2 separate regions of the Homo sapiens genome follow, and region 2 is linked to region 1. Evidence: read pairs that join two places in POLR2A ChIA-PET (ENCODE). Cell type or tissue: A673. All regions are shown on one strand. Region 1 overlaps RBX1 (ring-box 1). Region 2 overlaps TEF (TEF transcription factor, PAR bZIP family member).

Evidence for each region. ChIA-PET counts read pairs that join two places held together with the same protein. Peaks named below come from ENCODE experiments on the same cell type or tissue, not always from the same donor. Only the 100,000 strongest peaks of a DNase experiment are listed, where the experiment ranks them.
Region 2: POLR2A ChIA-PET joins it to region 1 with 6 read pairs; 15 of 35 experiments call an interaction of 5 or more read pairs at or near these places.

The regions. Positions count from the first base shown.
Region 1 is chr22:40,957,895-40,962,894 of GRCh38, reverse strand. The region is part of intron 2 of RBX1 (ring-box 1); the gene reads right to left. Among named protein-coding and RNA genes, the nearest start is that of RBX1, 9.0 kb to the right of the region's middle. In A673, no CTCF peak of the experiment used is centred here; no DNase peak of the experiment used is centred here.
Region 2 is chr22:41,391,247-41,396,246 of GRCh38, reverse strand. It overlaps TEF (TEF transcription factor, PAR bZIP family member), which reads right to left. Exons shown (of 4, transcript NM_003216.4): 3 at 1,931-2,151; 4 at 1-502. The coding sequence ends at 287. Among named protein-coding and RNA genes, the nearest start is that of TEF, 12 kb to the right of the region's middle. In A673, no CTCF peak of the experiment used is centred here; a DNase peak (open chromatin) is centred at 2,836; H3K27ac peaks cover 2,173 bases.

The sequences.
Region 1 (5,000 bases):
GAAACACCGTCTCTACTAAAAAAAAAAAAAAAAAATTAGCTGGGCGTGGTGGCGGGTGCCTGTAGTCCCAGCTACTCAGGAGGCTGAGGCAGGAGAATTGCTTGAACCCAGGAGGCGGAGCTTGCAGTGAGCCAAGATTGCATCACTGCACTGGAGCCTGGGCGACAGTGCAAGACTCCGTCTCAAAAAATAAATAAATAAAAATAAAAATAAAAAAATAAATAAAAATTAGCCAGGTGTGTGTGGTGGTGGGCGCCTGTAGTCCCAGCTATTCAGGAGGCTGAGGCAGAAGAATTGCTTGAATCCGGGAGGCAGAGGTTGCAGTGAGCCAAGACTGCGCCACTGCACTCCAGCCTGGGTGACACAGTGAGACTCTGTCTCAAAAAAAAAAAAAAAAAAGTAAAACTATTAAAAAAAACAAAACTAGATGTTAATGGGCATGTGTGGTTTTAGGGGAAGAGATACCATGATAATACCTTTTTCTTTTCACTCTTCGAAAATGTGGAAAGTGGGCCGGGCATGTTGGCTCACACCTGTAATGCCAGCACTATGAGAGGCTGAAGTCAGGAATTCGAGACCAGCCTGACCAACACGGCAAAACCCAATCTCTACTAAAAATACAAAAGTTAGTGGTGCATGGTGGTACATGTCTGCAATCCCAGTTACTTGGGAGGCTGAGGTAGGAGAATTGCTTGAACCCAAGGGGCAGAGGTTGCAGTGAGCCGAAGTTGCACACCACTGTACTCCAGCCTGGGCAAAAGAGCAAGACTCTGTCTCAAAAAACAAACAAACAAACAAACAAACCATAAAAGGCTGGGAGTAGTGGCTCACGCCTGCAATCCCAATGCTTTGGAAGGACGAGGGTGACGGATCACTTGATGTCAGGGTTCGAGACCAGCCTGGCAAACATGGCAAAACCCCCTCTCTACTAAGAAGGCAAAAATTAGCCAGGCATGGTGGTGGATATCTGTAATCCCAGCTACTCAGGAGGCTGAGGCAGGAGAATCACTTGAACCCAGGAGGCAGAGGCTGCAGTGAGCCGAGATCACACCACTGCATTCCAGCCTGGGTGACAGAGTAAGGCTGACACACACACACACACACACAGAGAAAGCAAAGCACTTACTTTTGCTAGCCAGATTCACACTACAGAGTAACTTGGTTTGCCAACTGATAAAAATAAAGAATTGGGGCCAGGCCCGGTGGCTCACGCCTATAATCCCAGCGTTTTGGGAGGCTGAGGCGGGTGGGTCACGAGGTCAGGAGATCGAGCCCATCCTGGCTAACATGGTTTCTACTAAAAATATTTAAAAATTAGCCAGGCGTGGTGGCGGGCACCTGTAGTCCCAGCTACTCAGGAGGCTGAGGCAGGAGAATGGTGTGAACCCGGGAGGCGGAGCTTGCAGTGAGCCAAGATCGCACCACTGCGCTCCAGCCTGGGTAACAGAGCGAGACTCTGTCTCAAAAAATAAAAATAAAAATAATAAAATAAAATAAAAATAAAGAATTGGGTCAGGCACAGTCGCTCACACCTGTAATCCCAGCACTTTGGGAGGCCAAGGCAGCAGGATCACTTTAGCCCACGAATTCAAGACCAGGCTGGGCAACACAGCAACATCTCATCTCTAGAAATAAAAAAATTAGCCAGTTGTGGTAGCACATGCCTGTGGTCCCAGCTACTAAGGAGGCTGAGGCAGGAGAATGGCTTGAGCACAGGCGGTTGAGGCTGCAGTGCACCATGATCGTACCACTGCACTCCAGCCTAGGTGACAGAGCAAAACCTTGTTATCAAAAAAAAAAAAAAAAAAAAAAAGGCCAGGCACGGTGGCTCGGCCGGGCGTGGTGGCTCATGTCTGTAATCCCAGCACTTTGGGAAGTCGAGGCAGGCAGATCATCTGAGGTCAGGAGTTCGAGACCAGCCTGGCCAACATGGCGAAACTCTGTCTCTTCTAAAAATACAAACAATTAACCGGGTGTGGTGGGTGGCGCATGCCTATAATCCCAGCTACTAGAGAGGCTGAGGCAGGAGAATCGCTGGAACCTGGCAGGCAGAGGTTGCAGTGAGCTGGGATCGCGCCACTGCACTCTACCCTGGGTGAAAGAGCGAGACTCCATCTTAAAAACAAACAAAAAAGGGATCTAGGGTCTATGCAGTGTATTTAAGAACTTATTGAAACTGGAATACACTACTATAATTAAAAGAATGGCAGAGAAAAGTAAATATGATGTCCTTTAAGCTGGATCCTCTAACTTAGAGGAAGACTATGTATTATAAAATTAGCTAAATAAGAGCCACAATTATTAAAGTGAAAATCAAAACTGTTTCAAGGTACATTATCGTGTTTAAATTTGATCTGGGTCTTTCTTTTGACTGTGGCCATGGCACTACTAACCTAAAGAACCCTTCAGGCTCCCTTCACGGTAGAGTCCTTTCCTTCGTCCCTGCCATACCTGGAACATGCTCCTCCTCCTATCACTCTCAAGTCCTCCCCACCCTTCAAGACCCAGCTTAAATCCCTACTTCTTGACTGAAGCTTTTCCTGACTCTTCCACCCTGAGTCATTTTCCTCTCCTTCAGGCACTCTTAACACATCAATTATGAGTATCTCTTTACATACCTGACCTCCCTCCTTCCCCCTCAACTCAAAGCTCCCACAGAGCAGGGACCTGGTCTTTCTATGCCAAGTGCAAATTAGGCTCTTGGTACTTGAACAAGCAAACAAAAACTATTTCTATAAATAGAAGAAATACGGGACAAATACAGATTCATTCTTTTTTTTTTAGACAGTCTCGCTCTGTTGCCCAGGCTGAAGGGCAGTGGCACAATCTCCACACTGCAACCTCCACCTCCCGGGTTCCAGCTATTCTCTCACCTCAGCCTCCCAAGTAGCAGGGATTACAGGTGTGCACTACCATACCAAGCTAATTTTTTGTATTTTTAGTAGAGACGGGGTTTCACCATGTTGGCCAGGCTGGTCTTTAACTCCTGACCTCAAGTGATCTGCCTGCCTCGGCCTCCCATGGTGCTGAGATTACAGGCGTGAGCCACTGCATCCGACCAAGATTCATTCCTTTTTTTCTTTTAGACAGAGTCTAGCTTTGTCCCCCCAGGCCGGAGGGCACTGGTGCAATCTTGGCTCACTGCAACCTCTGTCTCCCAGGTTCAAGTGATTCTCCCGCCTCAGCCTCCCAAGTAGCTGGGACTACAGGCATGCGCCACCATGCCTGGCTATTTTTTGTATTTTTAGTAGAGATGGGGTTTCCCCACGTTGCCCAGGCTGGTCTTGCACTTCTGGCCTCACACGATCCACGCGTCCTGGCCTCCCAAAGTACTGGGATTATAGGCGTGAGCCACCGAGCCCGGCCAGATTCATTCTTTACTACAAAATTCCTAACAAAGAACAAAAATGTATAGGAGGGATATTACTGCAATCTAGAGTACCAAATAAGAAGGGATATAGCAGGGAAAATGATTAAATATTAGTGTAAAATGTGCTCAATACAAAAGTTTTCCAGCTTTTGTTGCAGAGAGTAAGTACAGGGGTTGAGTCCAGTTAGTTTAAACGGGCAGGAACTGTTCACTGTCAACCCAGAACAGGTTGACAGTGGCACATAACGGGTTCATGTCACACCCCTGCCAAGGCAGAAGCCTATCATGTGATTTATAAAGCTTGGGGACCTTTAAGCTTTGATAAAAACGCTGTACCACCAAAGAACTGTTAAGGAAGCAATGGCTTCATCTCAAGAGTAGACAGATTACACTTTCAAAACACTGACGGGGCCGGGCGTGGTGGCTCACGCCTGTAATCCCAGCACTTTGGGAGGCCGAGCCGGGTGGATCACTCGAGGTCAGGAGTTAAAGAGACCAGACTGGCCAACATGGTGAAACCCTGTTTCTACTAAAAATACAAAAATTAGCTGGGCATGCTGGTGCATACCTGCAGTCTCAGCTGCTCAGGAGGCTGAGGCAGGAGAATAGCTTGAACCTGGGAGGCAGAGGTTGCAGTGCACCGAGATCATGCCACTGCACTCCAGCCGAGGCAACAGAGCAAGACTCTGTCTCAAACAAACCAAACCAAACCAAACCAAACCAAACCAAACCAAACCAAACCAAACCAAAATACTGATGGATCTGTAGTTTTAGGTAGATGCTAACATCTTCTGGGCCAAGGCTGGGTCTAAGATGATGAAGATTCCCCATCATCAGGAATAAGATTACCAGAGGTAATAGAGAAAATAAAACCTCACATATTTGATTTTTCAGCAACTCCTTAATACAACCAAGGAAGGAGACAGTGTAAAATAAAATAAATACAAAGGTACAGGAGGGCATGCAGAATCAATATGGACTTAAAAGAGGAAGTCTTCAGAATCCGACTAGGGCACAGCCATAATCATTCTTATTTACTTAGAGCTATGTATATAATTACTCATTTAAGGTCAGACAAGATTTATTAAAATACAACCGTTGCTAAATCTAGATTCTTACTTTCATCTTTAACAAAAATTGTCTTTATAAAAATGATAAATCCATTTTTTTCTTTACTTGCTAAGTTCTTTTCCCATATAAATCCTTTTTTTTTTTTTAAGTTATGGCACTCAGACTTCTCCTCAGTGTCTATAATAAAAGTGTGTGGCCAGGGGCAGTGGCTCACACCTGTAAGCTCAGTGTTTTGGAAGGGCAAGGCAGGAGGATTGCTTGAGTCCAGGAGTTCAAGACAAGCCTGGACAACACAGCAAGACCCAATCTCTACAAAAAATTAAAAAATTAGCAGCTAGATGCGGTGGCTCACACCTGTAATCCCAGCACTTTGGGGGCCGAGATGGGTGATCATGAGGTCAGGAGCTCGAGACCAGCCTGGCCAACATAGTGAAACCCCATTTCTACTAAAAATACAAAAAATTAGCCAGGTGTGGTGGCGGGTACCTGTAATCCCAGCTACTCGGGAAGCTGAGGCAGGAGAATTGTTTGAACCCAGAAGGTGGAGACTGCAGTAAGC
Region 2 (5,000 bases), 430 kb before region 1:
CCCTTCTGATTCAACTGGGACATCCAAGAATAGAAACTAAGGCTGAGTCACCCATCTACGCAGATTCTCTTGCGTTCCCCACCAGTGAGGAGACTGGCCCCTCAGGGACGTCGCCACGTGCGCAGGCCATGGTATAATGAAGCTGAGACGTGGCCGCTCCTGCAGCAGGTGCGCCGCCATGCGCCCACGACGAGTCATAAGTCTCCACGCGTGTGAGGGGTTACAGGGAGCCCCCAGGCAGAGGTCTGAGGTGCAGGCAGTACCCCGCCCGGGCGGGGGGCACGGGTTACAAGGGCCCGTATTTGGTCTCATACTTGGACACGATGGTCTTGCACTTGCCCACCTCCTTGCGTAGCTCGGCCACCTCCGTCCGCAGGGCTGTGTTCTCCTTCTCCAGGAAGGCTGCCCGGATGGTGATCTGATTCTCTTTCAGGCGCCGGGCATCCCGTGACCGTTTAGCTGCCACGTTGTTCTTCTTGCGTCTTGTCCAGTACTTTTCATCCTGTGGGGAAGTGCCCTCTGTGAGTCTCTCGTCTTTCCCCACGAGAGAACCCAATTTTTCCACTCCCACCACCTGGATTCCCCTAACTCATCTGGTGTGGCCAGAGCTAAAGCAGGGATACCAGGGAGGGAGCAGCACAAACCAGGGCACATTGAGGGCACTGCCCTTTCCTCGGGGGCAGGACGAGAAACAAAAGTTATTTGGTACGTTACATGGTGAAGAGAAGGAGACTCATCTCCTGGAGGCCTGGTACCTGCTGCTCCAGCACAAAGCATTGCACTGTCCACACCCTTGCCTTACTTAGGCATGTTGGTTGTGGGTAAGGGCCTAGATCCCCGAGTTCAGATCTTGGCTCTCCAAGATTACTAGCAGTGAAACTGTGCAAGTACTTTAACCCCTCAATATCACAGGTCCCTTATCTTTACACTGAGAAATAACAGGCCAGGCATGGTGGCTCACACCTGTAATCCCAGCATTTTGGGAGGCTGAGGCAGGTGGATCACTTGAGGTGAGGAGTTTAAGACCAGCCTGGCCAATATGATGAAACCCCATCTCTACTAAGAATACAAAAATTAGCCGGCGTGGTGGTGCACATCTGTAATCTCAGCTACTCAGGAGGGTGAGGCACAAGAATCGGTTGAACCTGGGAGGCGGAAGTTGCAGTGAGCCGAGATCACGCCACTGCACTCCAGCCTGGGTGACAAAGTGAGACTCTGTCTCAAAAACAAAACAAAACAAAAACAAACAAAACAAAAATCAGTGCCTGGCCTACAGTGAGTACCATCTAAATATTCACCATGATCATCACATCATTATTAAAGTCTCACAAACCTCCCCGGGAGGGAGGTTCAGTTGCTCCCGTTTTACAGATGAGGAACTTGAGGCACAGCTAGGCCACAAGTGGCAACATGGAGTTTGGACCCAGGTGTGCCTGACTCCAAAGATTTGGATGAAAAATCCTTGCTGTAAGTTTTTCATAGGAAAGGATGGAAAACTGCAAAATTCTCTCTTCCCACCAGTTCCTAACAGCACCACCAGCTTGAAAGCTGCTTGCTCATCCCTGGGGATGGCAACATACAAGAAACCCTTTGTCCTTCAAAGCAAGGACTTTTTCAACCCCAGTTCCTGTGGCCTAGTGAGCTCTTGCCCAGTGGCTGGGCTACAGCCAGGGAGGCAGGAACATCAACACAGCCGATGGCCCGGGGAAGGAGAGAAACTACAGGGAGTCACACTGGGGCCAAATGCCACATGACTCCCTTTCTTTCTACCAAACTGCTGAAGGATATGGCTTTAAGCACTAAACTCATGTCTTTCCAAATGGTGTCACAAGGAGGGAAGGCTCTCCAGATAAAATCAAATGCGAGGAGCCATATCCCCTAGGCCCTTGAACCAACGCTGCATCTTTATTTATAAGGAATACCAGGTTACCTTCTGCTCGTCGGGGACAAAGACCTTCTTGGCCTTTTTGATCATAGGCTGGGGCTTCAGGTCCTCCTCAGCAAACTTGTGCTTCCGAGGGTTGAAGAGCTCCCCGCCTGGCACACTGGAGAGCACCAGGTCGGCGGGGTCCGGATTGAAGTTCACATCCACTTCCACACAATTGGGGTCGATGGGACTGGGAGTCTCCCTCTCCTTCTCCAGGGAAGATTCTAAAAGACACAGAGACAGGTGGTCCCGAAGCAGCCCACTGGACAGAGAAGACCCACGCCACACACCCAGACACCTGGTTGAACCTCAAGGCTGCATAAGCCACTGCCGCCTGGGGAGAAGAAAACCCCAACAGTACCAGCCCCTAAGCCAGACTGGCACACGGTTCAATTCCACAACACAAACATTCAAAGAATTCTTTCCTTCAGGAACAGAATGCTCAAAAGGAAACAGAAGCCCTAGAAAAAGACAGGGTTTTCCAATTGTTTCCACCCCCTCCAGAAATGTTAAGCAAAACATTAATTTTTTTTTTTTTTTTTTTTTGAGATGGGAGTCTTGCTCTGTCGCCCAGGCTGGAGTGCAGTGGCGCAATCTCGGCTCATTGCAAGCTCCGCCTCCCGGGTTCATGCCACTCTCCTGCCTCAGCCTCCTGAGTAGCTGGGACTACAGGCGCCTGCCACCGCAGGTGCCCGCCACCAAGCCTGGCTAATTTTTTTGTATTTTTAGTAGAGATGAGGTTTTACTGTGTTAGCCAGGATGGTCTTGATCTCCTGACCTTGTGATCCGCCTGCCTTGGCCTCCCAAAGTGCTGGGATTACAGGCATGAGCCACTGCGCCCAGCCTAAAACATTAAATTTTTATATTCCCTTAACTTCCTGTGATTTCAAGATCTCCAGTAATGAGAAACAGCTGTGTCTCTCCAGGCAGACACAGACTGAAGAATGGAAATGGGTTCCAATTTTTTTTTTTTTTTTTTGAGACAGGGTCTTGCTCTGTCACCTAGGCTGGAGTATAGTGGTATGATCATGGCTCACTGCACCCTCGACCTTCTGGGCTGGAGTGATCCTCTTGCCTCAGCCTCCTGAGTAGCTGGGACCGCGGATGCACACCAACACGCCTGGCTAATTTTTTTTTATTTTTTAGAGACAGGGTTTCATTATGTTGCCAGGGCTGGTCTCAAACTCCTAGGCTCAAGTGATCTTCCTGCTTCAGCCTCTGAAAGTGCTGGGATTACAGGTGTGAGCCACTGCACCTGGCCAGGCTCCACTTTTCTTTTTCTTTTGAGACTGAGTCTTGCTCTGTCACTCAGGGTAGAGTGCACTGGTGCAATCTTGGCTCACTGCAGCCTCCACTTCCCGGGTTCAACCGATTCCCGACTCAGCCTCCCGAGTAGTGGAGACAACAGGCATAAGCCACCACGCCTGGCTAGTTTTTGTATTTTTAGTAGAGACAGGGTTTCACCATGTTGGCCAGGCTGGTCTTGAACTGCTGAGCTCAAGTGATCCACCCGCCTCGGCCTCCCAAAATGCTGGGATTACAGGTGTGAGCCACCACGTCCAGCCCGGGTTCCACTTTTGAGTCCCTGAGACATGTCTGTTACTGTGCCATCTAGTCACTTAGTCTTTTTTTTTTTTTTTTTTTTTTTTGAAGAGTCTCACTCTGTTTCCCAGGGTGGAGTGTAGTGGCGTGATCTCAGCTCACTGCAACCTTGACCTCCTGGGTTCAAGCTATTCTCCTGCCTCAGCCTCCCAAGTAGCTGGGACTACTGGCGCCCACTACCATGCTCGGCTAATTTTTGTATTTTTAGTAGAGACGGGGTTTCACTATGTTGGCCAGGATGGTCTCAATCTCCTGACTTGGTGATCCACCTGCCTCGGCCTCCCAAAGTGCTGGGATTACAGGTGTGAGCCACTGCGCCCGGCCCCATTTAGTCTTATGACAACTAGTTTACAGATGAAGAAACTAACGCTCAGAGAAATAAAATGGTTTTCCCAGAGTCACACAGATGATAAGCAATTGAACTAAAATTTGAAACTTAGTCTGGCTGGCTGATTCCTTGTTCTTCCCTGCCCCACCTGGCTGCCATTTAATAGTGGACACCGATTGGGTTAAAACCACCTCTAGAATTCTAAGGTTGTGTGTTATTAGAGATAAGAGTTATATTAAGAAAAACTATACCTTTGGCCAGCTCATTCAATGCTACTGATAGGAGTATACAAAATAATTATTCAGTCAACAGATACTTATTGAATACCTGTTATATGCCAGGTTCTGTCCTGGCAAAGACAAAACAGTTAACAAACAGCTAAAAATCCCTGCCTGCATGAAATGTTATTCTAGTGGGGAAAGCTGCATTACACAAGATAAATACAAACGATATATAAAAATGTCAGATGGGCCAGGCGTGGTGGTGCACACCTGTAATCTCAGCACTCTGGGAGGCCGAGGCGTGTGGATCACGAGGTCAAGAGATCGAGACCATCCTGGCCAACATGGTGAAACCCCGTCTCTACTAAAAATACGAAAATTAGCTGGGCGTGATGGCATGCGCCTGTAGTCCCAGCTACTCAGGAGACTGAGGCAGGAGAATTGCTTAAACCCAGTAGGCAGAGATTGCAGTGAGCCAAGATGGTGCCACTGCACTCCAGCCTGGCGACAGAGTGAGACTCCCTCTCAAAAAAAAAAAAAAAAGTCAGATGCCGGCCTGGTGTGGTGGCTCATGCCTGTAATCCCGGCACTTTGAGAGGCTGAGGTGGGTGGATCACCTGAGGTCAGGAGTTCGAGACCAGCCTGACCAATACGATGAAACCCCGTCTCTACTAAAAATACAAAAAGTAGCCGGCCGTGCCTGTTATCCCAGCTACTCAGGGGGCTGAGGCAGGAGACTCGCTTGAACCCGGGAGGCAGAGGTCGCAGCGAGCTGAGATCACACCACTGCACTCCAGCCTGGGTGACAGAATAAGACTGTCTTAAAAAAAAAAAAAAGAAAAGAAGATCCTGCAATGCATAGGTCAGTCACGCCTCCAACCCCAACAAAAAATCATCTGGTCTAAATGTCAATGGTGCTGCT